Regions from separate parts of the Homo sapiens genome. Here region 2 is linked to region 1. The links are chromatin loops, found by intact Hi-C in ENCODE. Cell type or tissue: Calu3. All regions are shown on one strand. Links, peaks and the distances in the headings refer to the core of each region. The heading gives the core; the rest is flanking DNA.

The links. Peaks named below come from ENCODE experiments on the same cell type or tissue, not always from the same donor. Only the 100,000 strongest peaks of a DNase experiment are listed, where the experiment ranks them.
Region 2: a loop joins it to region 1, with 3.0 times the contacts of the local background. A loop is called at or near these places in 1 of 110 quality-filtered maps.

What each region holds. Positions count from the first base shown.
Region 1 is chr2:208,399,473-208,415,965 of GRCh38, forward strand. PTH2R (parathyroid hormone 2 receptor) reads left to right here and starts at 7,320. Exons shown (of 13, transcript NM_005048.4): 1 at 7,320-7,646. The coding sequence starts at 7,572. It overlaps LOC105373855 (a long non-coding RNA gene), which reads right to left and starts at 7,174. Exons shown (of 3, transcript XR_001739862.1): 1 at 6,979-7,174; 2 at 2,005-2,347; 3 at 1,340-1,845. In Calu3, for the core only: a CTCF peak has its summit at 8,420; DNase peaks (open chromatin) are centred at 7,269 and 8,419.
Region 2 is chr2:208,565,061-208,581,553 of GRCh38, forward strand. LOC101927960 (a long non-coding RNA gene) reads left to right here. Exons shown (of 6, transcript NR_136588.1): 2 at 6,953-7,107. Among named protein-coding and RNA genes, the nearest start is that of PTH2R, 170 kb to the left of the region's middle. In Calu3, for the core only: no CTCF peak of the experiment used is centred there; no DNase peak of the experiment used is centred there.

The DNA.
Region 1 (16,493 bases), core at 3,443-11,442:
AATGCCTATTTTTGCTTGTGGCAGGGTTATGGTGGGGCTGGGTTCCAAGTAGGTGATTAAAAACCCTAGACACCAGGACTCAGATAAGCTTCCCTAGTTGGCAACACTTTGCACAAGGTGTCATACATCATTGCTGGGAGAATTAAGTGCATCTGTGTGACTCCACTGGGAGAAGACCCCTGGAAGCTTGTTCCTGGTTCTGCCTGAACATCATCTTATGTGACTTTTCCCTATGTTGAATTTAATCTGTATCCTTTCACTCTGAGGAATCATAACCATGAGACAACATCTTCTGAGTCCTATGAGTCCTTCTAGCAAATCATTAAGCATGATGGTGGTGGTTTTGAGGACTCCCAACATAGCATGTTTACCAAGAGATTTATTTGAGGTTTTTCTTTCCTTTCTGATAGAGAAAAGTTCATACCTGCTGTTCACCTTTTCCTTCCCAGCATGTAGTGTGGAGCTATGAACCTCTATGCTGATGTCCTTTCAGCCCTTTTTACTGATACTCACCCTGTCTCTGGGGCCTTACCCCTTCATTAATAACCCTATGGAAAGTAAAACTGTATTTCAATAGGTCTCCAGTTATAGCACCTGGAAAATTAAACTCTTCTTAAAACCCAAGTTAGTTCTTTCAGCGATTTGACCTATTTTGTTTTTCAGAAAACACTTCTGTTTATACCTTACTAAAATATTATATTGTAGTGGTTATATGTCCAGAGGCTAGTAGAGTACTTGTTTATTGAAAACAAAATAAAATATGAATTCTAAATAGTAATGTCTAAATTCTTCAAAATGTAAGTGGTAGAATTGACTTTGATAGACCTTTTCTCCTGTAATATATTGTTATAATATCCTGAGACATACTCAGCATAAATATCTTCCCAGTCATTAAGTTAGTCACCAGCACCTCTCTTTGGGGACTGCCTAAAATGAAAGGATATGTCCTTCGGTGGAGTATTCTTATATTTCCAGGGGTAGCAAGAGCTATTTGAATTTCTCATTAGAATGTCTTTTTCAGATGTCTAGTTTAACCTGGTATCCTAGTAAAAATAGCAACATCCGGATCACTAAGGGATGGTTCAGAGTAGATTATATTAGTGGTTATTTTGGTATTAGGTTTGTGGTACTATCTATAACCTTTTATAAAGATCTCATTGATTTATTTTAATGTGGGTAAAATCATTTTAGACATGGATGAATCAGACAATAACTTAATTTTATCTAAATATTTTGCAAGTTAGGTCAGCAAGAGTTCACTATATAATTGCTAAAATAGTCTCTTTAATTTCCAAAGCATATGTATATTTTATTGGAAATGTGATTTATGTGCATTATATTCAACTAATAAACATTATATTTGATGTCTCAGTAAGTATTTAACCAGATGTATATGTATCTCTTGAACTTTTATTGCACAAACATAAAAGCTCTGTTTGTGGAGAGAATAAAAGCAAATTTCATAGTAGACCTCAATATACATTTCACAAGTACTGACCTCATAGTTCTAGAATAGAAACCAACTGGGTATGATACATGAGAGTTAGTAGACATAGCTTATGATCATTATGTGAATACATTGGTTGTATTCCAGATATCAGAAGGAGGTATACAATAGGATTATGCCATGCTCAGAAATATTGGATGTCTGTGTATGAATCCTATGAAGAAATCATTCATATTCCCATAAACATTGAGTTTCTTCGCAGTCTCTTCTTCCATCTGTATGGGAACTATTCCCAAATCTGTTTTCAGCACTTACCTGAGCCCCACTCTCCAATTTCACATTCTTTTCAAAAGTCTCCAAATTCTCCCCTACCTGCCACCTGTATGTTCCAATGTTACCTGAAATGGAACATGAGGAGAGTTAGGATTAGCATCTGTCCCCTGTAAAAACAGTGGCCTTTCCTTCTGCCTTCCCACTACTATCAACACTAGTCTTGTTCTTTTGTCCTCCAAGACTTGCAAAAAGGTTTTTTTTTTTTGCCCCGTCATTCCTTTTACCTTCCAAACCGCTCAGTGATCAGGTCCTGTTAATATTTTCTTTATGGTATCTCTCCTTCTTATTCCTTCCTGTGTATTTTTTTTAAACTTAATCCTTTTCCTCCTCAGGGTTTGCAGCCACCCTTCTTCCTCTGCAGCACACCTGCTGTTTTAGAATCCCTCCTGTTCTGCCCGTCTCCTGCTTTGCACATGTTCTTCTCTGCTTCGAATGCCCTCTTCAGCATCCTCCATTGGGTCACACACAGCCCTTCTTCACGCTCAGTTCTGATGACTCCTCTGGAAATCCTCTCTCACCACACAGGGCTTAGAGGACTTCTGCTGTCTTCAAGGCTCTGGGAGTGCACTGGGAACAGGACAGGATCATTATCCTTGAAGCTCTGGTGCCTAAGAGACGCTAGCCACAGTGTGTTGTTGTTATTAGAGGTTGTCCCCTTACACAGCTCCCTGGTTCCTCTCCACTGCACCTGTTCTACAAGAGCCAACAGAACACTTTTTCCTACAAAAACATTTTTGTATCACAGCCATTTGGTGGCACATGACTGGCTACCATACCATTCATTGCAATGCCATGTCTTAGCCAGGCTTTGAGGGACCCCAGTTCCTGCTACTCCTCACTTTCCTATTTTTACCAACAAGGCAGTTTTCTTCCTGTTTTTGCACATTATATAAGTCACCCAGTTTCTTGGTGTGCTTTTGCCATTCAAAACACTTAAAAATGCCCTTTCCCTTTGTCATAGCTTCTGAGAAGCTTTGCAGATTTTCTCACTATCCTGGAAGACTTCTTCAAGTAACCTTAGCCTCAAAGTAATCAGTCCCTCCCTCTGCAGCCTGTAGCTATTTTTATATTATGTTATTTTGTCCATGTTGATATTTTGCTTTGTCATATAAATTCTTTAGGAGAAAACCAGTATGTTCCATTTTTTGTTGTTTTTATCAATATTTACTTTTTACAGTGGTCTTTCTTGTCTAGAAAGTACCTAGTATAAATTGCTAACAAAATGTCATAGCTCCCTACATCTTAAAAAGTCCTCAATCAAATTTTATTTTTCAAGGTTTCTTGTACTTATTTTAAGTGATAAAGAAACAACTAGATTGACATTTTCAATGTTCCTTCCTAATCCATCTCCAAATTAAAGGGTTGTTACTTATCTAGGTGAAATTTCTCTTTCTTGTGGTATTTGGTACATTCTTGGGAGCATATGCCTTCGTGTGCTGAAAGACTCAACATAAATTGCTCATAGATATGTCATACTGCCTGTAATGTTGAGTGATCCTTTGGTTTAACAAGGATTAAAAATGTAATTCTATTGGGAACTTATCTCTGTGGGGAAATGAGAAAATGAATGAGAAGGTGCTTAGTACATCTGTGAAGTTCTATGGAAATGCTAAAGCGCATTCTATAGGGGCACGGTAGAATAGTAGAAAAAGTGATAAATGTGGAAACAGAAGACCTAAGCTGAAGTCTTCACTGGCTGCCGTGTGTCCTTCTGCACATCATTTAGCTTCTTTCTGAGTTATAGTTTCCTCATCTAAATAGGTACTACCCCTAAAATGGATATTTTAGTTTATGTATCTCTAAGGCTTGTTTGGGGAATCAGGATATTTTGCTGGATGCAAATATTTTGCAGAATGTAGATTTATGAAAGAAATTGGTTAAAATATGTTAAAAATATGAGCTATTGTTATAGCCAGCAAATTATAGCCATTTAATCCATGATATTGGCTAGTTCAGTCAGACGTTTTCCATGGAGGCAGTAAGATTTTCATGATTAGAATTTTTTTATTGAGGAAATATGCTATACATATGTAGGGATGATTTAAGTATTGGGAAGAAGTTAAATGATTTTTTCACATACTAAAATCCTATGGGATTTCTAGAGAAGACTTGCAGCTCTCCTAAATTCTTGACAGAAGAGTGTGTCAACTCTGAGAAAGCCATTTAATTTTAGAAAGACAAAATGGAGGTACAAAAAGCAGAAGGGGCTATTTGTCCAGTTAGCATTTGGACAGGATTAAATCCTGGTGCTAACTGATCTAACAATTAATGAAATCACATTGCTCTCACATCAGATGCTAGCAGCTAGATTTCACACTGCAAGCACGGGAGTTCAATGACAGGATGGTGTTCAGTTATTATTGGTGTGTAGCAAGCTACCCCCAATCTTAATGACTTAAAGTAAGTACAACCACTTACATAGCTCAGAAATCTGTAATTTGGACAGGCTCTTCTCTGCTTAAGTTGGTATCAACTGAGGCAGCTGAGCTTGGGTTAGAGGATTCAGTTCCAACATGGCTCATTCATAGGGCTGATGAGTTGCCACTGGTTGTTGCCTGGAACAGTGGTTAGGATTGAGACCTGAGATCTTCAGTTGCCTGCACTGGGCTTCTCTATGGGCGTCTCAGACTTCCTCACAGCATGGTGGCTAAATTCCAAGACTGAAAGGAAGTCCTAGAGCCTAGAAGTAGAAGCTGCCAGTTTCTTAAGGCCAGAGTTTATTTCCACTATATTCTATAGGTCAAGCAGTCATAGAGCCCATAATCATGGGAAGGAGACATAGGCCCTCACCTCTCAATGAAAAGTGTGTGTCCAAGAGTTTTGGGGGCATATTTTAAAACCTCTACAGTCAGAGAGTGTAAGGGGAGAACAGAGAGAAGAAGAACATTAAGTCTTAGGAGGACAAGCTTGAGTTGGGGCTGTTAGTTGGCTACTGAGAAGAAAGTTCTCATCTAATTATTTGAGAAACAAAGACAGAACATTGGTAATTTAACAAGTAGGGCAGTGTAGATTTAAGAGAGAGGAAATGGCATGGTACCAAGCACATAAGTCCAACTTCTTAATTTTCTTCAGGCTTTATCTTGACTGAGGTGGGCCTTGAATTTAACAATTTTCTTTAATCCTCAGTAGGGAAACTTTAAGATTGGCGATTGCTTCCTTTTCATTATTTTCCCTTAAGCTACAAATTAATTACTGAGTATTTCCATAATAGGCTTTGCATATTAATAATTATAAATGGAATGTAATAGTGTATATGAAAGTATTTTGCAAATACCAAGCTTACTGTCATTTGTATAACTGTACAGCTGATAAAAGTTTCCTCGACATTGTCATTATCTCATTTAATTGTTACACGGGCCTTATGAGGCAACTTGTTATTAGTAATAACAACCTTTCCTAATTAAACAGAGAGAAAGACACTTGCACACGAGCCACTGCACATCAGTTTGGAGTCAAGACAAAAACCCTCGCCTTGGGGAGTACCTTTTCTCTTCAGATGTACCCCGAGAAGTACCCGTGTTTGAATGGCCAGACTTCCCTGTTGTTATCTGCCTACTTCCTGAGTTCCAGTGAGAAAGCCCTCAGGACTGAGCTTCAGAGGGCTAAGTTCTTTCCAAATTTAACAGTCAGGCACTCAGAGAAAAGACTGCCAACCATTTGATGGAGGTGTTTCACATCTGAGTTTGATGAATGGTATTCCACCCTGGATAAACTGGAGAGATGCTCTATTTAATTGATTGCAAACCCTACTTTGATTTCTAAGCCTCTTCTATCAGAGCAGCCTTACATGGAGCTAAAGTTGTGATTTCAGAGGCATTAGCAAACTTTTGTCCTCCACCTCCCTTCAAAATATCTTTCCCATTAAAAAGATGGATTCTTTAATAAGTGATGTTGCATTAACTGGTTAGGTACTTGGAGAAATTGTTACATTACCTAAAAAATTGATACTTTAAAACATTAAATTATTTATTTAATGTTTGAAACAGTAAAATTATGAAACGGTAGAAAAGAACTAGAAAAAAGATCTGATGAAAAGATTTTCTAATTTTTAGTATGCAATTCCTTTCTCGCATAAAAGCTAAGGAAGAAATTATAAAAGAAAAGACTGCTAGATTTAGATACATAAATTTAAAAAACCCTCCGCACTGATCAAGATATTATAAATTAGGCCAAAAACAAAGTTGAAAAACATTTTGGTATTTATGTCAGAAAAATATTTTATATTGTAAACATAGACAGTGCTTTTCTACATAAATAGGGAATACTCAAACTTACCACAGCCCTTTGCCCATTCACAGACTATGATCACAATAATAATAATAATATTCATCATCACCAAACAATGCTAACGATACTAGCTAATACTTATTGAGCATTTCCTTGGACTTTATGTTTGTTTACTCACTTAACTTTTCCAACAAAATTTTGAGGGACAGCAGTGGGCTGAATGTTTATGTTCCCCCAAAATACATATGTTGAAGTTCTAGTCCTTAAGGTGATGGCTTATTAGGCATGGACTTTGAGAGGTGATTTGGTCATGAGGGCTCTGAGATCAGTGCCCTTATAAAAGAGACCTCAGAAAAATCCCTCATCCCTTCTGCCATGTGAGGTTGCAATGAGAAGACAGCAGTGGTCAATGAGGAAGCGGGCTTTTATCAGACACTGAATCTGCCAGCACTTTGATCTTGGACTTCCCAGCCTCCAGACTGTGAGAAATAAATCTCTGATGTTTATAAGCCACCCAGTTTATGGTATTTTGTTATAGCATCCAGAGCTGATTAAAGGAGGTTCTCGCATTTCTCCCATCTTACAATTGAGGAGATTAAGACAAAGAGAGGCCAGTATGTAATTTGCTCAGGGTTATGCAGCTAGCACATGGCAGAGCCAGAATTCAAAGGCTTTCTTCCTTCAAGAGGCAAGAACAAGAGATTTTAAAAGGTTGTAATACAATTGGCCAATGAATGTCTAAAATAGTCAAACTTAAAAATAAACTAAAAAAAAAGAATATTAGTTGTCTTTTTTTAATGCCAGGATTCAAAGCACAATACCACACAAAGAACTTTTGACCCACAAGAAATATATACATTATTTCTACTTAACACACACCGAGTATTATTATAATGGTTAGGAGAAAATGAATCAGAGCATTTTAGAGAGCTTTAGGACTGTCCAGCGAACAGCCCAGACGCAGGGCCTACCTGGCCTCGGGAGCCTTTAGCCATCTTATCGCTGTCCTCGGGGCCGATGGTCAGCGCACGCAGGACAGGAAGAAACTTCTGGATCACTCCTGGAAGACCCAGGGCGCCCCTAGAGACAGGGCCCTGGAACCCGGGACAGAGTGGAGGGAAGCAGAAACATTGCGAATCGGGGGTGGCGGCAGCAGCGACATGAGATCCTTTGCCCTCCGCCCCCTGGGCTGCGGGACCCAGTGACTTCGAGGAGGAGCGCGAGCGCAGCCGCGCGGGGCGCACCCGGATCCGCCTGGGGCGGGAGCCGCCCCCTTCCCGCCGCAGGCGGCGCGGGGCTGCGAGTCAAGTCCAGGACTCGGGCCAGTCTCTCCGGAAGACAAGACCAACCTCGCGCCGCGGCGCAGCAGCACGCGGGTTCTGAGAAGCGCGTGGCTCCGGCGACAAGACCCCAAGCACCCTCGGCCGGTGGCCCGGGCCCGACCACCCCAGCTGCGCGTCGTTACTGGCCACAAGTTTGCTCTGGGCCAGCCAAGTTGGCAACTTGGAAGCTTCTCCCGGGCTCTGGAGGAGGGTCCCTGCTTCTTCCTACAGCCGTTCCGGGCATGGCCGGGCTGGGGGCGTCGCTCCACGTCTGGGGTTGGCTAATGCTCGGCAGCTGCCTCCTGGCCAGAGCCCAGGTAAGAGCCAGTGCTCCGCGACACCTGTTTTCGCGGAGCCTCCGGCGGGGACTCAGCTTTAGCGACACGGAGGCCAGGTGCGCGCGAGAGCTCATTCATGTTCACACGTCCACAAACGCCCCGGCACGCACCGAGGCGTACCCGGCAGGTGCTGGCAGGCAATTAGTGGAGGGAGCTTCAAAGATCTGCTTTAGTGGAGTGATGTCCTGGGGCCGGCACTGTTTAGACCAGCATCCTGGCATCCGCAAAGTAAGGGGATATTTCCGAACAGCGGAGTCGTGGATCAAGAGTGTGAGGCTGGGAAGGTGAAGGAACTTTTCTTACTCTTAAACTCCGTGGTCCCCATTTAATTAATCGAAATGACTTTTGTCTGCTGGTAATTTACCATCGCTTTTGAGAATTTAAATTTACAGGATCGATTGTGACCACTATCTGAAAGAATAATTGGCTGTCTGTGATACAGAATCACATACATTCAAGTTAGGAGACAGAATAAAAATACCAAAATACAGCTCATTTGTTAATGTTAAGCGGTGGCTGTCACTTTTGTACTGCTAATATCATTTAGAGATTTTCTGGGCGATCTTTCACAATGAAGCCTCTTTAATGTGCAAGGCACAATTCATACGCACTTTTTTTTTTGAGTCAAATCAAATGTAGGGTTTACAGTCAGCTTTTCAGATGAGCTAGAGAGATGCGTGTAGTGGTGGATGTTATGCAGTTCAAGAGCCCTGTGAATTTAAACCGAATCAAGGTATTTCTCTCCGGTTCGGTAGGGGGTGCACCTAGACCGTCAAATGAAGGCCCAATAAAAAATTATTTCACCGTGAGAATTCAAAGCAGTGATTTATGTGTTGATACTGTCTAAACTTAATACTATGTTCTCGGCTTTCAGATGACTAGTTTAAATTTCAATTATTCTAAAAGTGCAGTTTAAAAAACCTATCTGTTAAAGTCATAACCAGAGACATTAAAACTTAAAGGGGATTTCTAGGCTAGGTGCCACGCTAAAAGTGGGCTTTACTTAACATGACCAAGATGTTTCATGTAGATTTATTTTGTTAATAAATAAATTTTGTTAATAAACTAAACAATTTGTGTGTCATACATTGACTAATAATATTAGCAATGGATAGCTGAAAGTAAGATACACTTAAACCTGAAAAAATTCATCAAGTTACCAGAAGGAATATGAATGCATGGAAAAAAATTTGGTGATAAATTTCCATGATCGTTATAGAACTCTGGTAATCTCTACTATACTTCCTACATTTTTATCTCATAAGATATTTGGATAATATGCTTAAAAATGGCATCTTATATACAAGAGGCAACTGAACTCTAACCGTTTATTTTATTTAGTGTTCTAGATTACTTTTTGTAAGGAAATGGGGAGGTATTATTTAGTACAATAAGAAAAAAAAAAGGCTTGGTGTGGTGGCTCACGCCTGTAATCCCAGAACTTTGGGAGACGGGAGGATCTCTTGAGCCCAGGAGTTCGGGGCTGCTCTGAGCTATGATCATGCCACTGCACTCCAGCCTGGCAACAAAGTGAGACCCTGTCTTGAAGGAAGGAAAGAAAGAAAAGAAAGAGAAGAAAGGAAAGAGAGAGAGAGAGAGAAAGAGAGAGAGAGAGAGAGAGAGAGAAATAAATAATAAATAAATCACCATGGGATTGTGGGCAGAATATTTTCTTTTGCTTTCAATAAAACAATCAGGACATTGAATACTTCTATAACTTTAAACCAGGATTTCCCAACCTTGGCATTGTTGACATTTTGGGACATATATAATAATTCTTTGTTTTGTTGGGGGTGGGTGTGTTGTCCTGTATATTGCAGAGTATTTAGCGCCACCCTGTCTCCTCTATCCACTAGATGCCAGTAGCCCCCCTCCCCCTAACTGAGACAACCAAAAATGTCTCTAGATGTTGCTGTACATAGTTTGGAAGGCAAAATCACTCCTGGTTGAAAATCATTGCTTTACACGGATTTCCATTTATATCTATAGATTATGAATTGCATAAAATGACAGTTTGTGGTATTATATTACATTTGCCGAATTTTTGACATTTTAAAGTCTGGAGGTTAAATTCAAGTGATTTACATTGACAAACTGATACATTTTATGACCTTCAGTTTCTTCATCTTCAAAAGAGTCATATTGGGCTAAGATTCTTTTAATTCTATAAGTCTTGGTTTATTACTTTTAGGTTACAGTCATTCTCTACTCTGAAATTCCATTAGTTAACCTGGAGTATAATAGAGACTAAATACATTCTGGGTATTATTTACTTCAAATATCAATTGCTGATATTATTAGCTTAAGTATGAGAGACAAGGTATTTATGAAAAATGAGGCTGGCTTTATTAATTTTTTTAGCATACCCAGTTAATGATGAATATATTGCTAGCTAACACAGATATTTCAAAAAAATTATAACATATTGATAGAAAACCAAAGGGAACTCACCCAGGCAGAATGAGCTTGTGTAGAGTAAATATTTAGTATTCAGTAAACACTGGATCACACCATAAAATAGATGATATAGACCAGTGCTCATCAATTGTTTTAAGGGTCTCTGTGGTTTCTGGTTGGTAAAGATATACTTTTGTCTCAAAGCACAGTTCAAAACCCGTGCATTCATACATCATTACAGAGCCCAGCAATGCATTTTCTATAGTCAGATTATCACATGGTAATGAGGACCACTATATAAACATGTTCAGTATTTTCTTTACTGTGTTAGTGGATCCTCCTGGTAACAGACTGTAGGATGGAATTGGGGTGCTAGAGGTTTATTAGGGGAGGAGGTAATGCTTGTGAAAGTTGAAAGGGAGAGGGAGAAGGATTGGACAGGGGTAACCTCAGACCGGCAAGCAAATCTGACAAAATTTTTTCCAACTCAAAGGAGAACCTTGGGGGAAAGGTGCCCATCAGAGGAGTCCCATGCTGCGAAAAAATGGCCAGGTCTTAGAATTCCTACTGTTGACCTTCCAGCATGAAGATTCAGAGCCTACTAGAAAATCAGAAATCTCTTTCTAGGTGTGGAAAAATGGTAATCAGTAATGCTACTTGCCAAGTACCAAATACTGTGCTAAGTACTTGATTCTCTCATTTAATTATCACAGTAACTTTATGAGATGGGCACTGTAATTGTTCACATTTTTATAAATGAGAAAATGGGGCTATGAGATGTTAGATAATATACTCAACTCACACAAGCAGCCATGATTTATACTCTGACTTTTACCTCTGGGGCCCACCCCTCCTACTGGTACCCTCATTGTGGAGATCAGCTGGGCACTGCTTAGTGACATTATGTATACACATGTCCTCTGTCCCAGCAATCTCCGCCCCGAGTCTCTATCCCAGGGAATTTCTCACCCAGGTCTATAATGATTCTTGCAGTAATTCTGTGGTGTTAGAGAATTAGGGGCAATCTGGGTGTTTATAATGGGGTATTGTGTAGCAATAAAAAGCAATGGCTTAAATGTGCACAAATCAGCATGGACAAGATCGTAAAAACAGGATAACATGTGACAGAAACAATAGGATATATGGTATGATATCATTTACATACATTAAAATACATGCACATAAAACAGTAATATATGTTTTATGAACATATTCAGATAAAAGATTGTGTGTGTGTGTGTGTGTCTTACATAAATGCTTGTATATGGGAGGTAGAGAAGTAGGAGTGGGGTATAGACATAAAATGGGATAAATCAATAAATCAAGTAGGCCTGCACTCTGCATCTCAACGCATGTGTTAATTACAAATTGTGGTGATAATAAACAGAACTGTCAAAACTATTACTGATGGAGTTAAGAATGAGGACAGCCGGGCACAATGGCTCATGCCTGTAATCCCAGCACTTTGGGAGGCCAAGGCGGGCAGATCACTTGAGGTCAGGAGTTCGAGACCAGCCTGGCCGACATGGTGAAACACCGTCTCTACTAAAAATACAAAAATTAGCTGGGCATGGTGGCACACGTCTGTAGTTCCAGCTACTTGGGAGGCTCAGGTGGGAGGATCGCTTGAACCCTGGAGGCAGAGGTTGCAGTGAGCTGAGATCATACCAAGTCCTAGAATATAGGCAGCTTCTCCAAAGTGGAAACTAGGGACTGTCTTTGGCAGAATGAAATGGAAACTCAACATTTGATTATCTCTATACTGTGTTTATTGCCACAAACACTATTGTAGTTAAAGATAAGAGAGTTGGTTTGTTCTCATTCTTTTCTCTTGACAACGAGGACTATTTCCATTTGTCTTCTAGTTATAAGGAAGCCTTAAATCCCTGAGGAATGGGCTTCCTGGTGGCTGCATTAATTGTGAGTAGTCTCTTCAGCCCTGGTAGACCAGAGGCAGTGAGATGGAAGGGTCCCAGGTGTGGCTCTTCCTTGCCAATGCACAGAGAGTAGGTTTCATATTCCCAGAACTTCCTCAATTCTTTGTGACAAAATAAAATATTTTCAGCAGGCATTCATGCATCTCACTTATTTTCCTGTCTTGAACTTCAATTGGTTTTGTCATCTACTGGAACCCATCTTGTCCTTTCTTTCCCCTCTGTTTTGTTTTTTTCTTTTCTCTGGGTTATTCATTAAATTTTTAAACAGCCGTGTGACTTTAGTCGTTAATTTCATCTCTTGGTTGTCTCCACTGGCTCCACTGTAAAATAGGACTTACTCATAGAATAAGCATTATAGTGACATCTACTCATAGAATGTGAGTCTTGAATTAAACATATACAAACAAAAAGCTTAAAGGTGCCTGATAACAAAAGATGTCAGCTCTTTCCTCTTCTTTTATTAGCAGATGAGTTAAGTTATTTTTAATGGAATGATTACTAGATTAAGATTATTTCTAAGCATTAGTGAGAACTCCTGAAGGCTTTTAAATGGGGTGTGTATGTATGTGAGAATTTTGCGAGGCCATTTTCTCTTCCTTTTATTTCTTACGGCTTCTTCTTCAGAACCCACATTTTTTCTGATAGCAATTGGACATTTTCTTCATAACACTGATAGCTGTTATAATATTACATTTATTAATATAAGTACTTGATCAATATCTAACTTCCTCATTGCTTTTGCTCAAAATTTGTTTCCTTCTTGCTGATGGATATTACCACTTTACTTTTCCCAGTTGTTATTGTCTCCCAGGATCGCACAGCTGTGCTGCATGACAGATGTGTTGCCTAGAGGGAGTGACACTAGTTAGAAATGAATAGAACATTGGCCACTGCTGCTATTATGTGTAGATCTATAATTTGGCCTTCAGCCTGATTTTCTGTAATCTCAGATTCTCATTGCCAATTGCTGGCAGGAAACAGTCTTCTTGATGACTTGTCATGTCCAAAAACAGGTCAACACTATTTCTAGAGTGATAATCATTGGCTGATTTCATTTCCCCATGAAATGAACTCCATCACTGAGTAGAGCTGCCATAGAATAGCCTTGAAAGGCAGAGGTAGTGCTGTGTGAGGACACTGTACTGGGAGATAGGACACCTGGCTGTAGTCCACGTTTTACTATAAATTAGCTGGGTGGCCACAGATAAGTGGCAAAATTATGGGTCTCATTTTATCATGTCAAGAGTATAAGGTTTAGAGTTCCAGCATACCAGAGATTCATATTTTTTCAGGTTATCAACAGAGCTAGCTTTAAAGAGTGTTTTTACTATATACATATAACAGGGATCAAAAGCAGAAACTACCCACATTTCTATTTAGTCTTTGTCTATGTGCCTATTCAATTAATATATACTTTCAATTATGTCATAAATGAAATTTTATATATATTTTCACTTGACATTATACAATCCACTTTTTTCCATTTTCCTATGACTATTTTCCTGTCTTATGTACTCATTCTCTTTCTCTCTCACTACTGTCCCATCTCCTCTCAATCCCACTCAGATAATACTGTGTATCTTCCACCTCTTTCTCCATAATTTATTTGCTCATATAAAATATAAACACAGATGTAGTTATTTCATCTTTATTTGTTTAAAAAGTGACCACACACACACACACACACACACACACACAGAATGTTTATAAACAATGTAGAAGACTGGCAATTTGAACTCATTAAATTATATTACAAATGACAGAGAGCCACCACTTGAATCTTGAGAAAGTGATCCTCCTTTCATCTTGGAGTGTTATTATCATGGTATGTGCTCCCCATGTGATGCCACTCTAGCAATTTCAGACACAGCTACATAGAAGTCATGATTACAGAAACTCCAAGAGCCAACCTTACCAGAGACAGCATTTGACACTATCAAGTGTCACTGATGTACAGAAAGAAAAATTGGGCTTTAAGGAATGAAAGTGTAAAAATGATTCAGTGCTCAGGAACTATAAAGTGAGTTACTTCAAAATGGAATTTGAGCTCTGTTATGATTTCAATAGTGCAAGAACTACACTTAATTATTCCTGCATTAACCATTATTTTTATATTTTTGAACATTTTTAACATATGGAATGTAAAATATTGACTAAATGGAACATGTATTATTTTTACATTCTTGAAGTTTTCTATGTGTTGCTGAAAACCATTTATTTATTTGTATTACCTAATTAGCCACCTTGAATAATGTTACAACTAAAAGTGTAAGGGTTGAAGAAGGAAGAAAGAAACACAAAAAGTGGCTCAACAGTCAAAGACAGAATAAACCTGAGACGGGCTTCTGGCCAGTTTTGGTCAGGAGCATGCTCTCTTGCAGACTAAGAGTATTTAAGGGTTCAGGGTGGGAGAGCTTATCACAGGCTTGGACTGCTTCTGTGCCTCTTTGTCTTGCTTATCTGGGAGGGAGAGTTTTTGTGTTTGTTCCCGTACATCTTCCTGTAGCTGCAGGCATATCCCCCACGTCTGCTTTTAGCTTCCCTATCTTAGTGCACCTAATGGGAAAGGAATATGCTTACTAGGGCCCACTGTTTTACTGGGGCTCATTGTATGAGTGTGAAGTTTGGTGGTTACTCAAGAGACTTTCCCCCTCCTTCTGTGCCCAAGCTGTCTTATCTTTGTTTTACTGTCTGCTCTTTCTGGTTGCTTGTTTAGAAGAGAAGTGATTTCCTTGAAATGCTTGAGGTTAGAAAGGGAGCTAGAACTTAAAATGGTGGTGTTTGTCCAAGATGACAGTGCTCCTGCTCTGTCAAAAGCAACTAAAAGTGGAGTTTAATATAATAAAAGTTTAATATAAAAATATAATTTAATAAAAGTGGAGCCCATTTAATATATCTGGTGACAATAGTAGTTAATGATATTTTTGTATTCAGTCTTGTGCATGTGTAGATATAATATATCCTGCATGGTTACATTCCTCATAGTATTCCCCCAAGTTCAATAAAAGCAATAACCATTGTACTATTTCTTTTTCTGTTTATCTTTTGAGTCCTTTGTCAGCTAATGAGGATAGTGAATTTTTTTTCAGTTTTTTTTTTCTATTAGAATATCTATTAGAATAAGTAATTTTGGGTTGATACATCCTCAGTTCTCAAACTTTATTCCAAAATTTTTATCCACTAGAACAAAAATGGACAAACTATGGTCTGCTAACCAAATTCATTCCATCATCTGTTTTTCTATGCCTCATAAGCTAAGAATGATTTTCACATTTTTAAGTCATTGAATAAAAATCAGAAGAAGGATCGAGGTTAACATTAAGAGTGAAGTCATGTTGATAGCTTGCACTCTTGATAGGTGAGTGGCACTTTACCTCTGTGGTCTTCCCTTTCAAAACATATTGGCCCAGTTCCATAATGAGAAAACCATAAAAAAAAACCCAGCTGTGGAACAAAATGTCTGACTAGTGTTTCTCAAAACTATTAAGATAAATAAAAATGAGGAAAGCCTGAGAAACTATCACAACCTAGAAGAACCTAAGGAGACATGACAACTAAACATGATATGGTGTCTTGATGAGACCCCAGAACAGACAAAGGACGTTAGGTAAAAACTAAGAAAATCTGAATAAAGTATCAGCTTAGTGAATAACAATAGATCAATATTGATTCATTAATTATGACAAATATACCTACTAATCTAAGATTTTAATAAGGGGAAACTGAGTGTTTATGGGAACTCTGTACTATCTTATATAAATAAATTTTTTTTCTGTAAATCTAAAACTATTCTAAGATTTAAAACATTTAAAAGGGGATTTTATTGTATTTTAAAAGGACAATATTTTGTAAGTGTGAAGATTAAATAAAATTAAAATTTCAGTGTTCATAAAATTTTATTTGAACACAGCCACATTCATTCACCTACTACCGCTTCGCATGGCTGTTTGGTGCGTTCTGAATTGCAGTGACTCAGTCATAACTTGACATATTTCAAGTGCTACATGTATTGCTCTACATTTTCACTTTACTTTTTTCGCTACCAGGGAGAACCCATCATGTCAAAATAAGAAGAGAAAAATGGACTAAATATTCTGCTTCTAAAGGCATAGTGTATGTGGATTTTTTTGCTATCAAATAAAATGGAAAAGCATTGTGTTTATTATTCAGTGATACTACAGCTGTGCTAATATAATACAATATATGTTGTCATTCCCAGATTAAGCAATCATTACAGTATTCCCAGCTGATAGCACAGCATTCAGTCAGAAAAAATTAGAAAATTTAAGATGAGATATCACATAACTTCTTTTAAAAAATGAGGCTGCAATAAAAGTAAAGTTCAAAGTAAGGTTCTCATTTGTTAGCTAAGCGAGGAAAGCCATTTACCAATGGTGAATTAATAAATGGGTTAAATCATGTTTGATTGTAGCAGGCATGAAATGTGTCTAGAGAAAATAGCTAGTTTAAAACTACTTACCTTTTGAAAAGA
Region 2 (16,493 bases), core at 3,855-11,854, 170 kb after region 1:
AAATAAAAATGGACAGATTTTAATGGTTCTCTCATTCATTAACCATAAAACATGTTACATGCTTGCTGATCTTTTATAAACCTAATGGATGGAATAAAGGGAGGTAACAAAAATTAATATTACAAAATTATAAAGTAAAAAGAAAGTTAATTAAAAAGTTAATAGAAAAGTCATGACATAAAAGAAAATAAAAAGGAGGGATGAAATTGGGATTGAGATTGAAGGGAGACCCCAAATTTGACTTTCCAATGCTAGAAGCCAATGGAAAGAGTGATGCTAATGTGTATACACAGAAAAATTTCTCTCTTGGATGCTTATAAAGGGATACTATGTGATTCATTCATTCCAAAAATATATTTAAGTGACTACTATATGTCAAGCACTGTTTTGCATGTTAGGGATATGACAGTGAACAAAAGCAAGGAGTTTCTGCTCTCATGAAGTTTATATTCTATCACAAAGCAGCAGATTAAAAAAGTTTGTGTGTGTCAAATGGTGATAAGCCTATGAAGAAAAAAGAAAGGGACTGGACGCGGTGGCTCACGCCTGTAATCCCAGCACTTTGGGAGGCGAGGGTGGGTGGATCACTTGAGGTCAGGAGTTCAAGACCAGCCTGGCCAACATGGTGAAACCCTGTCTCTACTAAAAATACAAAAATTAGCCAAACTTAGTGACGCGTGCTGGTAATTCCAGCTACTAGGGAGGCTGAGGCGGGAGAATTGCTTGAACCCAGGAGGCGGAGGTTGCAGTGAGCCGCGATTGCACCACTGCACTGCAGCCTGGGCAACAGAACAATACTCTGTCATAAATAAATAAATAAATAAATAAATAAATAAATAAATAAATAAAAAAAAAAGAAAGGCAGAGAAATGGGAGAGAGGAGGATGGGTAGATAAGAAACTGGTAGTTAGCAAAGGTTTCTCTGATGATATAACAGGTTTTCAACCCATGCTGAAAAACACGAGGGATTAAGTTATGTGGTTTTTAAGGCAAAAATCTTTCCAGTCCAAGGAAAAAGCAAGTACAAAGGCCTTGAGGTAAGAGCATGCCTGGTGTGTACTTTGAACAGTAATAAGACCAGTGAGGATGTAGAGAAGGAGAGTGAAAGACTTTGTTCTGAATTACATAAAAAGCCATTTGGAAGGGTTAGATAAGGAAATGATATGATCTAACTTATAATCTAAAAGGATCACCTTGGCTGCTGTGTTGAGATTATACTTAAGGGAGTAAGTGCAAACAGGCAGATCAGTTATGGTTCTAGAAAAATAATCGGACAAGAGGACATGTTGGCTTAGATCAAAGAGGTAGCAGGCAAGGTGGTTGGATTCTGAATATTCTTTGTATATAGAGCCAAGAAATTGGGTGTGGCATAGATGAGAAAGAGAAGTGTCGGGGATGACCTAAAGATTTTGGCTTGAGCCTCTGGAAGACAGAGATGCCATTGATGGGGAGATGGGGGAAAATTGGGAAGGAAGAAACTTCTTAAAGGTTTGAGATAGTAAGTTTGAAATGCCGATTAGACGTCTAAGTGGACATTTGATGGAGACAGATGATTACCTAAGTTTGAAGGTCAGGAGGGAGATCAAAGCTAGAGATATATACTTGGAAATCATCAATAAGTACATTCTCTTTAAAGTATGGGGCCAAAGGAAATTAGTGCATGTGGATAGTTAAGGGAAGAGGCCCTATGACTGAGATCCTGTGGCAACTTAAAATTTGGAGGAAGTGGGCAACCATAGAGCAAGTTGAAAACTAAGAACTAAGACACTTGGGCCCCCTCAAAGTTATTTGAAAATTGTTGATATGAGGCAGATAGATTAACAGGAGAAAAGGCATACAAATTTATTTGTATGCACAGGAGACTTCAGAATGAAGACCCACTTCTGTGGGGAGGTGAAGAAGCTCATATAGAATCTCAAGGTTCTGGAAAGAATGGGGAATTAGAGCATGGCCCAAACAGGTTTCAATGGCAAGACATTTCATGGGAGGGAGAAAGGAAGAGGCTTGGCTAGCATAGGTGGCCTTGTTATATAGATGAAGCCTCATAGGTAGTAGTCCTCAGAGAGAATAGATGGTAAATGCTTCTTTCCAGATTCTCAGTTAATCTTTTCTAGATCCAGAAATGGCCTAGAAGAGGAAGGCCTGGCTGCCCTAAGAGGGATTCACTATAGATGCAAATTTCCCCCACCTGAGTCTGCTGGCCCTGTGGCAGCCATTTCAATATATGTCACAGAAATATATGTTGGGGTAAAATGTTTTGATTTCCTTCAGAATTGACCATTGTATTGGTCAAGTGGAGGTTATAGTCACTGGTGACATTGACAAGAACACTTGCATTGGAAGTACGTGGATACAATTTTGATTGGGGTGAGTTTAAGAGAACAGATGGAGAGGAAATAGAAACAGCAAGTAGAAAAAATTGTTTTAAAGATTTTTGCTTTACATAGAGCAGAAAAATGAAGGAGTATTTGGTGGGGGAATGGGTGGACAAAGAAAGGTTTTCCTTTTCAAAATAAGAGATTTTATACCATTTGTACTGAAAGCAATCATGCAGTGGAAATGAAAAAATAATGGAAGAAATGAAAGAACACATTAAAACAATTTCAGGAAGTAAATGCTGCCTCCTCACTCCTCCTTTGAGTAAATATAGCAGAAAATTTTATGAAGATGTTCTTGTCACATCACTCGGTTTATGTTGGTAGTAAAGCACCAAAACTCGTTTTTATGAAAGTGGATAGATGTAATTGTGCAGCTAGCCACAAAACTTTGCACAGGTCTGGTTAACTCAGGAATAGATTTTCATGTAGCTGGATGAATACATGCACAGGTGCAAATTCTCCAGGCAATCCCCCCTACATTTTAAATTCTTTCCTAATTGAGCCTTTGATAATCTATAAGGGATACGGAGTTGAAAGTTGTCCTCCAGGTTCTTCTAGTATACTTACAGGAATCACCCCTTTAGTGCTGCAGACAGCTGAAATCACTGTCAGCACTAAGAGAGTTCCTGAAGCCACCCACCTGGCATTTATTCCCCCAATTTATGAGGGGTCTTTCTTCCATTATAACCAAAAGGAAGGCAGGAATATGTATAAGAAGGTTGCTGAATTTGGTTTGGGAAGATGATGTAGTTGTTGTCTGGTAAGTACTATTTTTTTCAGTGAAATTAGAAGCAAGGCATCAGTAAGAGTAAGACAAAAAGGAAGGGTGAGATAGAAACTTTCAAATTATCATCTCAGAAAGAAACTCAGCTCATTTGGATTATATACTAGGCTTGCTAAATCAGTGCTACGTGTCTGTTTGAGGTTTGTGGTCATGCACTAAAAGACGAGAAAATCTTTTTCTCCAGCCATGTTCAGTTGCTTGGGTACAGCTATGGTGAACCACACAGCTACTGAGATTTCACCAGGGTGGATTTTTAAAGTCCAAATATGATAGAGAAGAGAGAGAAAGTTAGGAGTGAATGTGAAGAAGAGAGTATAGCAACAAACCGTAAAATCTCAGCTGGGTAAGGAAGAATGCATAAACAAAAACAAAAGAGTGGCTTTAGTGCTAGGGCTTTGCGTAAAAATGGAGTTAAAAATTGCAGAAATAGTGGTCACTAGAGAAAATAATATTAAAAATTTGAAGAATTTCAAAATTTCAGAATAGGACTTTAAAGAACTTCTTTGCAGCAACAAAGCAGGGGCATGCTCATCACCTGCAGATCATAACCACCACACCTGACTTTCCCATATGTGCCATTATAACCTTGATATTCTCTGAGAACTGGCTTGTGTTCGGAAAAGAAGTATAGGAAATCTAGTGATTCTCATCAGGAGAGGGGAGGTGGAATGTGGGGTTATAAATTCTTGAAGTGCAAAACAGCTCTTTTAAAAAAGTGCTAATAAATTACATTTAAAAGAAGTCAAGGGCCTGCCTGGCGTGGTGGCTCATGCCTGTAATCCCAGCACTTTGGGAGGCCGAGGCGGGCAGATCACCTGAGGTCAGGAGTTTGAGACCAGCCTGACCAACATGGAGAAACCCCATCTCTACTAAAAATACAAAATTAGCTGGGCGTGGTGGCGCATGCCTATAATCCCAGCTACTCAGAAGGCTGAGGCAGGAGAATTGCTTGAACCTGGGAGGCGGAGGTTGAGGTGAGCCGAGATCATGCCATTGCAATCCAGCGTAAGCAAAGAGAGCGAGACTCCACCTCAAAAAAAAAAAAAAAAAAAAAGAGAAAAGTCAGGGTGTTTGTCCTGTGAAACATTTGTTGAGCCTCTAACTTTCCTTCAATAACTTTGTAAGAGTAGTGCTGTCAAGACAGAGGGGCTGATGTCTCATTCACGGGATGCCCACATCAAGATTTGAGAGGAAGTGTAGTTATTTGTGAAGATGAGGTCTAGGTATGACCGCAAATGGATGATTAAGCTTAAAAACAATAGGTAGAGGCTTGAGATTCTGTACAACCTCCATGGGGATGCTCAAGGCATAAGAATAACAACAGGAGGATGGTAAAAAAGAAGCCATTGAGACAAGGGCAAAAACCAAAATAGACAAAATCAGTAGTTGACAAAAAGAGGGGTAGGGAATAGCATAGTCTGGTGCATGTGCTTGAATTGAGCTGGATGTTTGAGGAAGAAGGAAAGAAAAATGATCCAGAAGCATCACTGAGCCTTCAGAAAGATTTCCCATTCCAGCTCACAGGAGCTGAGGTGTGAGAGGAAAGCAGGCTTCCTTTGTGAGAGCTGCAGGGTATATATTATTATTAAGGACATGGCAGGTTTCAGGCAAAGCAAGGAAGACAAACGTTGGGAGAAACGGATCTAATTAAGATACTTTGCTGGTGAAAGACTTGAGTTCCAGAGGGCAGAAGAAGCATAGAGGGCTGGATAAAAGGCTTTGGTTTTCCCTGTTGGAGTCAGCTGGAGAAGGAAAGTTTCAACTTATCTGTTCTTCTCACTTCTGCGGGTACTGTGGAGAGCAGGCATGTGATGTAGGATGAAACCAACTTTCCCCACCACTTTGTCCATGCATCAAGCCTACACAAGCTCTTCTCAGCATTCCTGGCCTTTTGGTCTTCTTTTCTGGGTTTTCCCATGCTTGTCTCTAGGATTCACCAAGTCCAGAGGGGAGAACTTCTTGCATCTACTGTCTGTCGAGCTCCACCTGAACCGGAGGCTCCACCCATATCTGGCTGCTGTTAGTAGCAATTTCTGCTTAGCTCAGGAGGGACAGATACTGTGGGGTGATGAATGGGGGCGGCGGGGAGGTTGGACATATTCAAGCTTCCTCCCCCGCATATTTATTTTCTCCTCCTAACTTCACCTCTTTTCTAGGAACTCTATTTCATTCCACAAATGGCCAAATAGTTTACTATTCTCAGAAACTTAACAGTTTACCTTTCAAAGCAACTTGAAGTTTAAATAAATAAATAATTGTCATGTAACCTTGAACAAAGAGGCTGGAGACAGGAATCAGGATAAATGATGTCCCCTGGAATGCTGAAATAGAAACCCAAAGAGTAGAGGATCAGAATATATAAATTGGCAAACCATAGAAGAAACACCCATAGCCAATTAATGTAAGAACATATGTGCCTCGTGAATAATAAAAGTATGTAATTTAAAATTTTGTTTCACAGATTGATAACAATGCTGACAACTGTATGGAGAAGACAGCTCATAGTCTCATATGCTGTTGGTGGTAGTGGGTAGGGTTTTCAGATTTTAGGATGGCAGTCTGGAATTATCCATAAAGTTTGTGGCAGAGGCTGCTCTGAGACCACTGCTAACTCATATTGTTACTGAGAAGTTTGGTAATCCTGGGTTCTTAGTCGTTTTGAGAGAAAGATTTCAGCCAAGAGACAGTTCAGAGATAGCAGAGGGCTTTGTTGAAGAGAAATAGGAAGCAAAGAGTTTATTGTGGAAAAAAAATGAGTGTACTGCAGAAGAGGAGCGGCTGACACTGCAGGGAAAGAGCCTCCCAGCCGTAGCGGTGTTCATTTAAAGGGACAGTACACTCTGAAAGACGAGGTAGAGCGGGCTGCTGAAAGAGAATGCCAGCAGACCCACGAGTTCTGTGTTGAGGATTTCATTATAATGGACTCTTTCTTGAAGTTCCCACCTCTGTCTTAAGTCTCCTACTTTTCTCTTTGTCTAGTTCTTCTGCTTCTGCCTTGCATCCCTGCTTTTCCCTACCTGGTTCCCGCTCCAGGGTAGTGGGATTCTCCCTTACTGTCAGTTGATGTGCCGGCCTGGTGTTAGGTGTGAATTCTACTTAACGTCTGTGTTGTGCATTCCCACCACCCCAGGAAGGTTGTATAGTGGTCACATCCATACTCACTGCGCCTGGCCTGTGTATCACTTAGGAATTTCTCCTTTGCCTTCTTTCCCTCCTTAGCAGCACGCAGCTAGCTACCTTCTGACACGTTAACTGCAGAGTGAGCAATACTGGGTATCTTCAGGGGCGCTCCTTCTTGCATAGGTATTTCCCTTCCTCTCTGCTCCTATCTTCCGCGCATGTTTTGGGTGGTCTCTGGGGTGTGAGATTTTCCAGATCTCCCTTTTTCTCAGAGGCTCCCCCTCCTGTTCATGTATAGTTAACTGCGTACTCTAACAATGTGAGAACTTTATGTGGACAAGAAAAATGGTCCTTCTTCAAGATATTTTATGGCCTTTACCAGAAATTTATGATACTCATGGTATGAACAGTGCCCCTAGAATTGTATACTGCACAACCACAGGCAGTAAGCTTGAGCTGCTGGTTGGTCACTCCCAATACTCTCAACTCTAATCTTGTAACTGCCTCTCATATCTCTTCCAGCTTCTCTATAGGTAGAATTAGACACAAGACCCAGTTCTGCCCAAAGAGAGATAAGAGAGTGTCTGCTGGGGACTTCTTTACTGGTAAAAAGCATATGTCACAACAAAAAGAGCTCATTTTGTCACTCTCATCTCCTACTTGCTTCCAGATTGGGAGGCTGCTGTGTATGGATAAGATACCTGCTACAGCCAGCTTGACACCATGAGAAGGACAAGAGAATTGCAGAGACACATATCCAGGATTCTGATCCAGTTGAGGCACTGAAATAATCTAGAACCACCTTCAAATTTCTTATAAAGAGAGGTAAGTAATTAATATTGTTTTGTGTGTAACATGTTTAGTTGTGACTGAAAGTATCCCAACTGATCTTGGTATCCCAACACCAATAATTTATTATATGGGAATCTTTGCAAACAATATAGGTGCAAAGATGTTCACTGTAGCATTATTTGTAATAACAAGAAAATATAAAGAAGCAAAATAGTCAACAATAGGGAACTGGTTAACTATTCTACTTAGTCATTCACCAGAATTAGACAATTCTATATACTAACATGGAAGATATTTAGGACACATTGCTATTTTTATTTTTTTTAAATAAGGAAGCAGCCCAGGCACAGTTGGCCTGTAATGCCAGCAGTTTGGGAGGCCAAGTCAGGCAGATTGCTAAGCCCAGGAGTTTGAGGACAGCCTGGGCGATATGGTGGAACCCAGTCTCTACAAAAAATACAAAAATTATCCAGGCTTGGTGGTGTGCACCTGTAGTCCTAGCTACTTAGGAGGTGGAGGTGGGAGGATCCTTTGAACCCCGGGAGGTTGCAGTGAGCCTAGATTGTGCCACTGCACTCCAGCCTGGGCAACAGAGTGAGATTATGTCTGAAAAAAAAAAGTGAATAAAAATAAAGAAGTTAAACAATTTTAAACATTGTACTTCACCTTCATTTTGTAAAAATTGGGCTCATGCATATTTAAATTATGATAAATGAAGAGAGTAGGGAGGGAGAATTTGCTCCTGGGCAGCAAAAGCAGCACCTAGCCTAGGACCTGGGCATTTTCCAGGCAAAACTACATTTGCCCAGTGAATACCAGAAAAGCAAAACTATTAGCAACTATAATGCTGATCTTTGGAAAATGCACGACAGTCACATATTTCCTGTGTATACACATATACATGCACATATATAGTGAAGATGGCAAAAAACAATAGCACACTTATAAAAATTATATTTTTCAGAGATGATAGTCTGCTAATTTCAATAAAGTGTAAATATAAGTGTGTCTTATGGTATAATAAATTTTAAAATAACATCAACATTTATGTCAACTTCTAAACTTTAAAAATTAACTTTTGGAAGGGAGGCAGAGCAGAGCAAGATAGCCAAATAGAAACCTCCACCAATCATTCTCCTTGTAGAAACACCAAATTAAACAACTATCCTTATAGAAAAGCACCATCATAAGAATAAAAAATCAGGTGAGTGATCACAGTACCTGGTTTTAATTTCATATCCCTGAAAGAGGCACTGAGAGGAGAGGAAAGACAGTTTTGAATTGCCTATACCACCCCCTCCCCAATTCCCTGAGAGCAACCAGCTGGTATGAAGAGAGAATCTGTGTGCTTGGGGGAGGTAGAGTGAAGTGATTGTGGGACTTGGTGTTGGAACTCAGTGTTGCCCTGTCACAGTGGAAAGCAACACCAGGCTGAACTCAGCCATTGCCCACAGAGGGAGCATTTAAACTAAACCTAGCCAGAGGGAAATTGCCCATCCCAGTGGTTGGAAGCTGAGTTCTGGCAAGTCTCACCACTGCAGTCCAAAGTGCTCTAGGATTCTAAATAAACTTGAAAGGTAGCCTGAGCCACAAGGACTGCAATTCCTGGGCAAGAACTTGTGCTCTGCTGAGCTTGGAGCCAGTAGTCTTGGGGGGGCATGTGACCTAGTAACATATCAACCAGAGTAGTCAAGGAAGTGTTTTGTGTCACCCACTTCTAAAAGCAGCAAGAGAAAAGAAACAACATAAAATGGAGCTCTAATACATCTGGCAGTAGACTTCTCAGTGGAAACTTCACAGTCCAGGAAAGAGTGCATGACGTATTTAAAGTGCTGAAGGAAAATACTTTTATGCTGCAGTAGCATATACGGCAAAATTTTATTTCAAACACGAAGGAGAAATAGACTTTCTCAGACAAACAAAAGCTGATGGATTTCATCGACACCTGTCCTGCAAGAAATGCTGAAGAGAATTCTTCAATTAGAAAGAAAAGGACATTTACGAGCAATAAGAAATCATCTGAAAGTACAAAACTCACTGGTAATAGTAAGTACACAGAAAAACACAGAATATTATAACACTGTAATTGTGCTGTGTAAACCACTCATATCTTAAGTAGAAAGGCTAAAAGATAAACCAATAAAAAATAATATCTACAACAACTTTTCAAGACGTAGTACAAAAATAGAAACAACAAAAAGTTAAAAAGTGACAGGACGAATTTAAAGTGTAGAGTTTTTATTAGTTTTTCCTCTGCTTTCTTGTTTATGCAATCTGTATTAAGTTGTTATCAGTTTAAAATAATGGCTTATAAGATATTATATGCAAGCCTCATGGTAACCTCAAATAAAAAAATAACAAATATACAATAAATAAAAAGCAAGAAATGAAAACATACCACCAGACAAAATCACCTTCATTAAAATGAAGATAGGAAGGAAGGAAAGAAGAAAGAGAAGATTACAAAACAACCAGAAAACAAATAATAAAATGGCTGGAGTAAGTTCTTACTTATCAATAATAACATTGAATGTAAGTGGACTAAACTCTCCAATTAAAAGACAGACTGGCAAAATGCATAAGAAAACAAGACCTAATGTCTGTTTGTTGCCTGCAAGAAACACAGTTCACCTATAAAGACACACATAGACTGAAAGTAAAGAGATGGAAAAAGATATCCCATGCAAATGGGAATGAAAAAAAAACAGGAGTAGCTATATTTTTATCAGACAAAATAGATTTCAGGACAAAAACTATGAAAAGAGACAAACAAGGTCATTATATAGTGATAAAGGGGTCAATTCTGCAAGAGGATATAACAATTGTAAATATATATGTGCTTAACACTGGAGCACCCAGATGTATAAAACATATTAGAGTTAAAGGGATAGATAGAGCCCAAACAATAAGAGCTGGAGACTTCAATACCCCGTTTCCATCATTAGACAGAGCATTCAGATGGAAAACCAACAGAGAAACAACAGACTTAATCTGCACTATAGACCAAATGGACCCAATAGATATTTACAGAACACTTCATCCAACAGCTGCAGAATACGTATTCTTTCCCTTAGCACATGGATGATTCTCAAGGATAGACCATGTGTTAGATCACAAAAGAAGTCTTAAAACATTCAAAAAATTGAAATAATATAAAGCATCTGGAATAAAACTAGAAATCAATAACGGGCAAAATCTACAAACACATGGAAATTAAAGAATATACTCCTAAGTGACTCATGGGTCAATGAAGAAATTGAAGAGGAAATTAAAAATTTTCTTCAAAGAAATGAAATGAAAACACAACATACCCAAACCTACAGGATACAGCAAAAGCACCACTAAGAGGGAAGTTTATAGCTATTAGTGCCTACATCAAAAAAAGAGAAAAACTTCAAATAAACAACCTAATGATGCATCTTAAAGAATTAGAATAGCAAGAGCAAACCAAACCCAAAATTAGCAGAAGAAAAGAAATAACAAAGATCACAGTAGAAATAAATGGAACTGAAATGATAAAAACAATACAAAAGATCAACAAAATAAAAAGTTGTTTTTTTAAAAAAAGATAAACAAAATAGAGAAACTTTCTCTAGACTAAGAAAAAAAGAGAGAAGACCCAAGTAAATAAAATCAGAGATGAAAAATGAGACAATACAACTGATACTGCAGAAACTCAAAGATCATTAGTGGCTACTATGAGCAACTATATGCCAATAAATTGGAAAATCTAGAAGAAATGGACAAATTCCTAGACTTACACAATCTACCAAGATTGAAACATGAAGAAATCCAAAACCTGAAAAAAACAATGACAAGCATGACACCAAAGCTGTAATAAAATGTGCCCCAGTAAAGTAAAGCTCAGGACCTGATGGCTTCACTACTGAATTCTACCAAACATTCAAAGAAGAACTAATACCAATTCTACTCAAACTATTCTGAAAAATATAGGAGGAGGGAATACTTTCAAACTCATTCTATGAGGCCAGTATTACCCTGATACCAAAACCAGATGATGACACATCCAAAAAAGAAAACTGCAGGCCAATATATCTGATGAATATTGATGCAAAAATCCTCAATAAAATATTAGCAAACTGAATTCAATAATACATTAAAAAGATAATTTATTATTACCAAGTGGGATTTATCCCAGGGATGCAAAGATGGTTCAGTATATGCAAATCAATCAATGTGATACATTATATTAATAGAAAGAAGGACAAAAACCATATGATCACAGAAACCATATGATTGGTTTCATCAATTGATGCTGAAAAAGCATTTGATAAAATTCAACATCCTTTCATGGTGAAAACCTCAAAACACTGGACACAGAAGGAACCATACTGCAACATAATACAAGCTATATATGACAGACCCACAGCTAGTATCATACTGAATGGGGAAAAATTAAAAAAATTTCTTCTAAGATCTGGAACATGACAAGGATACCCAATTTCACCACTGTTATTCAACACAGTACTGGAAGTCCTAGCTAGAGCAATCTGACAAGAGAAAGAAATAAAGGGAATCCAGATACAAAAGGAAGAAGTCAAATTATCCTTGTTTGCAGATGATATGATCTTATATTTGGAAAAACCTAAACACTCTACAAAAAATTATTAGAACTGATAAACGAATTCAGTAAATTTGAAGATAACAAACTCAACATACAAAAATCAGTAGCATTTCTATATGCCAACAGTGAACAAAATGAAAAAGAAATAAAAATTAATTGCATTTACAATGCCACAAATAAAATTAAATACCTAGGAATTAACCAAAGAAGTGACAGATGTTTACAATTAAAACTATAAAACACTAATGAAAGAGATTGAAGAGAACACCACAAAATGGAAAGATATTCTATGTTCATGGATTGGAAGGATATTGTTAAAATGTTCATACTACCCAAAGCGGTCTACAGATTCAATGCAATCCCTATCAAAATACCGATAGCATTCTTTGCATAAATAGAAAAAAAATCCTAAAACTTATATAGAACCACAAAAGACCCAGAATAGCCAAAGCTATCATAAGCAAAAAGAACAAAACTGGAGGAATTACGTTACCTGACTTCAAATTATACTACAGAGCTATAGTAATCAAAACAGCATGGTACTGGAATAAAAACAGACACATAGATCAGTGGAACAGAATAGAGACCCCAGAGGTAAATCCACACACCTACAGTGAACTCATTTTTGACAAAGTTGTCAAAAACATACAGTGGGGAAAAGACAGTCTGTTTAGTAAATGGTGCTGGGAAAACTTCCTTCCTTCCTTTCTTCCTTCTTTTCTTTCCCACTTTTTTACCTGCCATCTTTGCAGCTGTACTGGGAATAAATTAATAAGAAGATTAAGGTCTGCTGCTTGCCATTCCATAGACACAATCTAATGAAGTGTTTAGTATAAGCACAGTGATCATCACCTTATATTCTGCACAATGAGAAAGTAAATCATCTTTGATCAGAATTATGCCCTGGCTTCAGTGTTGCATTTAAGGAAATGCATCGTTACTCACATCTCTTGAAGAACATTAAAGGTTTGCATTGCTCTAATGACCAGTGATGTTGAGCTTTTTAAAAATATGATTATTGGCTGCATGTATATCATCTTTTGAAAAGTGTTCCTGTCCTTTGCCCACTTTTTTATGTTTTTTTTTTTCTTGTAAATTTGTTTAAGTTCCTTATAGATGCTGGATATTAGACCTTTGTTGGATGCATAGTTTACAAAATTTTTCTCCCATTCTGTAGGTTGTCAGTTTACTCTGTGGATAGTTTCTTTGCTGTGTACAGAAACTCTTAACTTTAATTAGATACCATTTGTTAATTTTTGCTTTTGTTGCAATTGCTTTTGGTGTCTTTCTCATGAAATCTTTGCCTGTGCCAATGTCTTAAATGGTATTGCCTAGGTTGTCTTCCAGGATTTTTATAGTTTTGGGTTTTACATTTAAGTCTTTAATCCATCTTGACTTTATTTTTGTATGTGGTCTAAGGAAGGGTTCCAGTTTTAATCCCCTTCCTCCACCATGTCTAACACCAGTCAAAATGGCTATTACTAAAAAGTCCAGGCCAGGCGCGGTAGCTCACACCTGTAATCCCAGCACTTCAGGAGGCCGAGGTGGGTAGATTGCTTGAGCTCAGGAGTTCGAAACCAGCTTGGCCAACTTGATGAAACCCCATATCTATTAAAAATACGAAAATTAGCCAGGCATGGTTGTGCATGCCTGTAGTCCCAGATACTTGGGAGGCTGTAACAGGAGAATCACTTGAACCCAGGAGGCGGAGGTTGCAGTGAGCTGAGATTGCACCACTGCACTGCAGCATGAGTGACAGAGCGAGACTCTGTCTAAAAAAAAAAAAAAAAAAAAGGTGAGGTTGTGGAGAAAAAGGAATGCTGATATACTATTTGTGGGAGTGTAAATTAGTTCAACCATTGTGGCAGTATGGTGATTCCTCAAAGACCTAAAGACAGAACTATCATTTGACCCAGCAATCCCATTACTGGGTATATACCCAAAAGAATATAAGTCATTCTATTATAAAGACACATGCACACATATGTTCTTTGCAGCACTGTTCACAATAGCAAAGACGTGGAATCAACCTGAATGCCCATCAATGATAGACTGAATAAAGAAAATGTGGTACATATATACCATGGAATACTATACAGCCATAAAAAGAATGAGATCGTCCAGGCTTGGTGGCTCACACCTGTGATCCCAGCACTTTGGGAGGCTGAGGCAGGCAGATCACCTGATGTCAGGAGTTTGAGACCAGCCTGGCCAACATGGTGAAACCCAGTCTCTACTAAAAACACAAAATTAGCTGGGTGTGGTGGCGGGCACCTGTAATCCCAGCTACTTGGGAGGTGAGGCAGGAAAATCACTTGAACCCAGGAGGCGGAGGTTGCAGTGAGCTGAGATCGCGCCACTGCATTCCACCCTGGGCAAAAAGAAGTGAAACCCCATCTCAGAAAAAAAAAAAAAGAAAAAATGAGATAATACTCTTTGGAGGGACATGGATTGAACTGGAGGCCATTATCCTTAGCAAAGTAACACAGGAAAAAAAACAAATACTGCCTGTCCTCACTTATAAGTGGGAGCTAAATATTGAGAACACATAGACACATAGAGGAGAACAACACACAATGGGGCCTTTTGGAGGGTAGAGGATGGGAGGAGGAAGAGGATCAGGAAAAATAACGAATGGGTGCTAGACTTAATACCTGGGATGAAATAATCTGTGCAACAAACCCCTCATGGTGCAAGTTGACTTTTGTAACAAACCTGCACATGTTCCGGGGCACATGTACCCCTGAATTTAAAGTAAAAGTTAAAACAAAACAAAAAGAATATTAAAGGTGTCCCATCTTCAGCAGTCCCTCCTGAAATCCCTTTTCCTCATCATAGCCTCTCACCTCCTGAGGCTGCTGTGAAAGATGCCTCTCTTTCAGAATACTTTCTGTTAATTCTCTTCCCCCATGCTTGGGAGCTCAGCCATGACATTTAGCCTTTTTCCTCCCTCTCTCGGCTCTCTGCACTCCACAGTTCTATCTCTTTCTTCCTCTTTCCCATATTCTGCATTACAAATGTCAGAACCAGGGAAGAACTGTAGGATTCTCTTTGCACAGTCAGGGATGTGAGAAACTGCACAAAGATAAAATTCTCACAATTATTGCCTTTTGCACAGATAATTGCCAGCGTCTTCATCAAGTAGAATGCAGAATCTCAGCCTAGATTAAGCATAAATCAGTGTCAGAAATGAAATCAGAGCTCCAGAGGGTGGCTCTCTGACAGAAGAATTTGAGGAGCCCTTTTTCCTGGCAGTTTACAAAGAGATGCTGGACCTGAGGTATTATTAGTCTGGTGAGAAGAGCTCTTGACAGCTCATAATAATATTAATCAGCAAACAGCACTCCCCAAACAGGTCTTTGGTCTTAGGGAAAAGAACATTGAAGTGTTTATGAGTCTTGCTTATTAGGTTTTGAGGTTTTTGTTGGTTCCTCTCTTGGCAGTAACCTGAATGCTTGTAAAATCCCATGTGTAGCAGAGAACTCTGGGCATTTAGACAACTGTCCGCAGGTGCATCATGATTCACACTTTAACTGAATACCACTTGCTAGGTAAATGCTGTAATAGAAAGTTAAAAAGAATAAATTAGCTGTAAATTCTTGGTATTTTCAGATTCCTGGGATACCCCCTACAGTTGCATAATCATAGGGTGTTTTGTATTTATTTCAAACTACTAATCATTTACACACATGATTCCAGATTGTAAATAACAGATTTGATTGTGCCATTATCTCTTCCATTTCTCTCTAAATTCTTGTTTTAGCAATCAAACTCCTTTCAAAATAAAAATTAGTAGGAACCCCAGAGTATAAAACAGGTAAGAGCAAATGAATATGATTCCATAGTTTAATTAATCCTATTTGGGTGAAAATAATCACTGTTTAAATAACCTTAAAAGAGAAGAAACACACTTTGAAACCCTGTTTGCTTTGTAAGTATGTATGTCCGTAATATTTTTATGACCTGAACTTATTTTCTACATTTCTTTTTGCACAGTCCTTAAATTTATACAACAGATGATAAGAAAGGCACAAGAAAATTTTCAGTTTTAGTCATAGCAGATATGTAGTTAAAAACCTGAGGTCCCAGTCCCACGTCTGCCACATACTTGTTGTCTGACTTTGGAGGTTCATTTAACAACTCTGGGCAAGGCTGCGCTCATGCAAAGCACCCTGGAGCGTGCACTTGCCCAGCTTTCTGGCGGGAGAGGCCCTGGCCACAGTGTGTGATGGGAGCTTTTGGAGCCAGACAGATCTGCTGCATCAATACTTGATTGCTACATTTACTGGTTGTGATACATAACCGATAGCTTTCGGTGTATCAAAACCCATTGTGAAAAAGAACATTTTCCCCTGGTTATTCTGTTTACAGACCAGCTTAGTTCTGCTGTTTTCAAAATATTTTATTTTTGAAAATTGGTTCACTGAATCCTTGCTGCAGATGTTTGCCTAATTTGTGATCATATTGCATAAACCATTTAAAAAACTACTTTATAACTCAGATTCTTGTTTTATTTCCCAAAGAAGCTTAGGACAGGAATATTTTGAGGCAGAATTTAAAAACCACATATGTTGACCTATGTGCTTTTAAAAAAATAGCCATACTTTTTTCCTGGATTTTAAAAGACTGATATATTTTACATAAATAAGCCCCACTTACTAATTACATTTATCCCCCCAAAAAGGAGCAAATTCACCTTAATCATGCCAGTAGCCCTATGCTCACATACTCTCCAGCAAAAGAGAAGGGATTTCTAGTTGGAGTCGAGCCACCGATTAGCCTTGGTTTACAGTGAGCATGGTCTCTGTGTTACACATCTGCATGGTGCATTCCT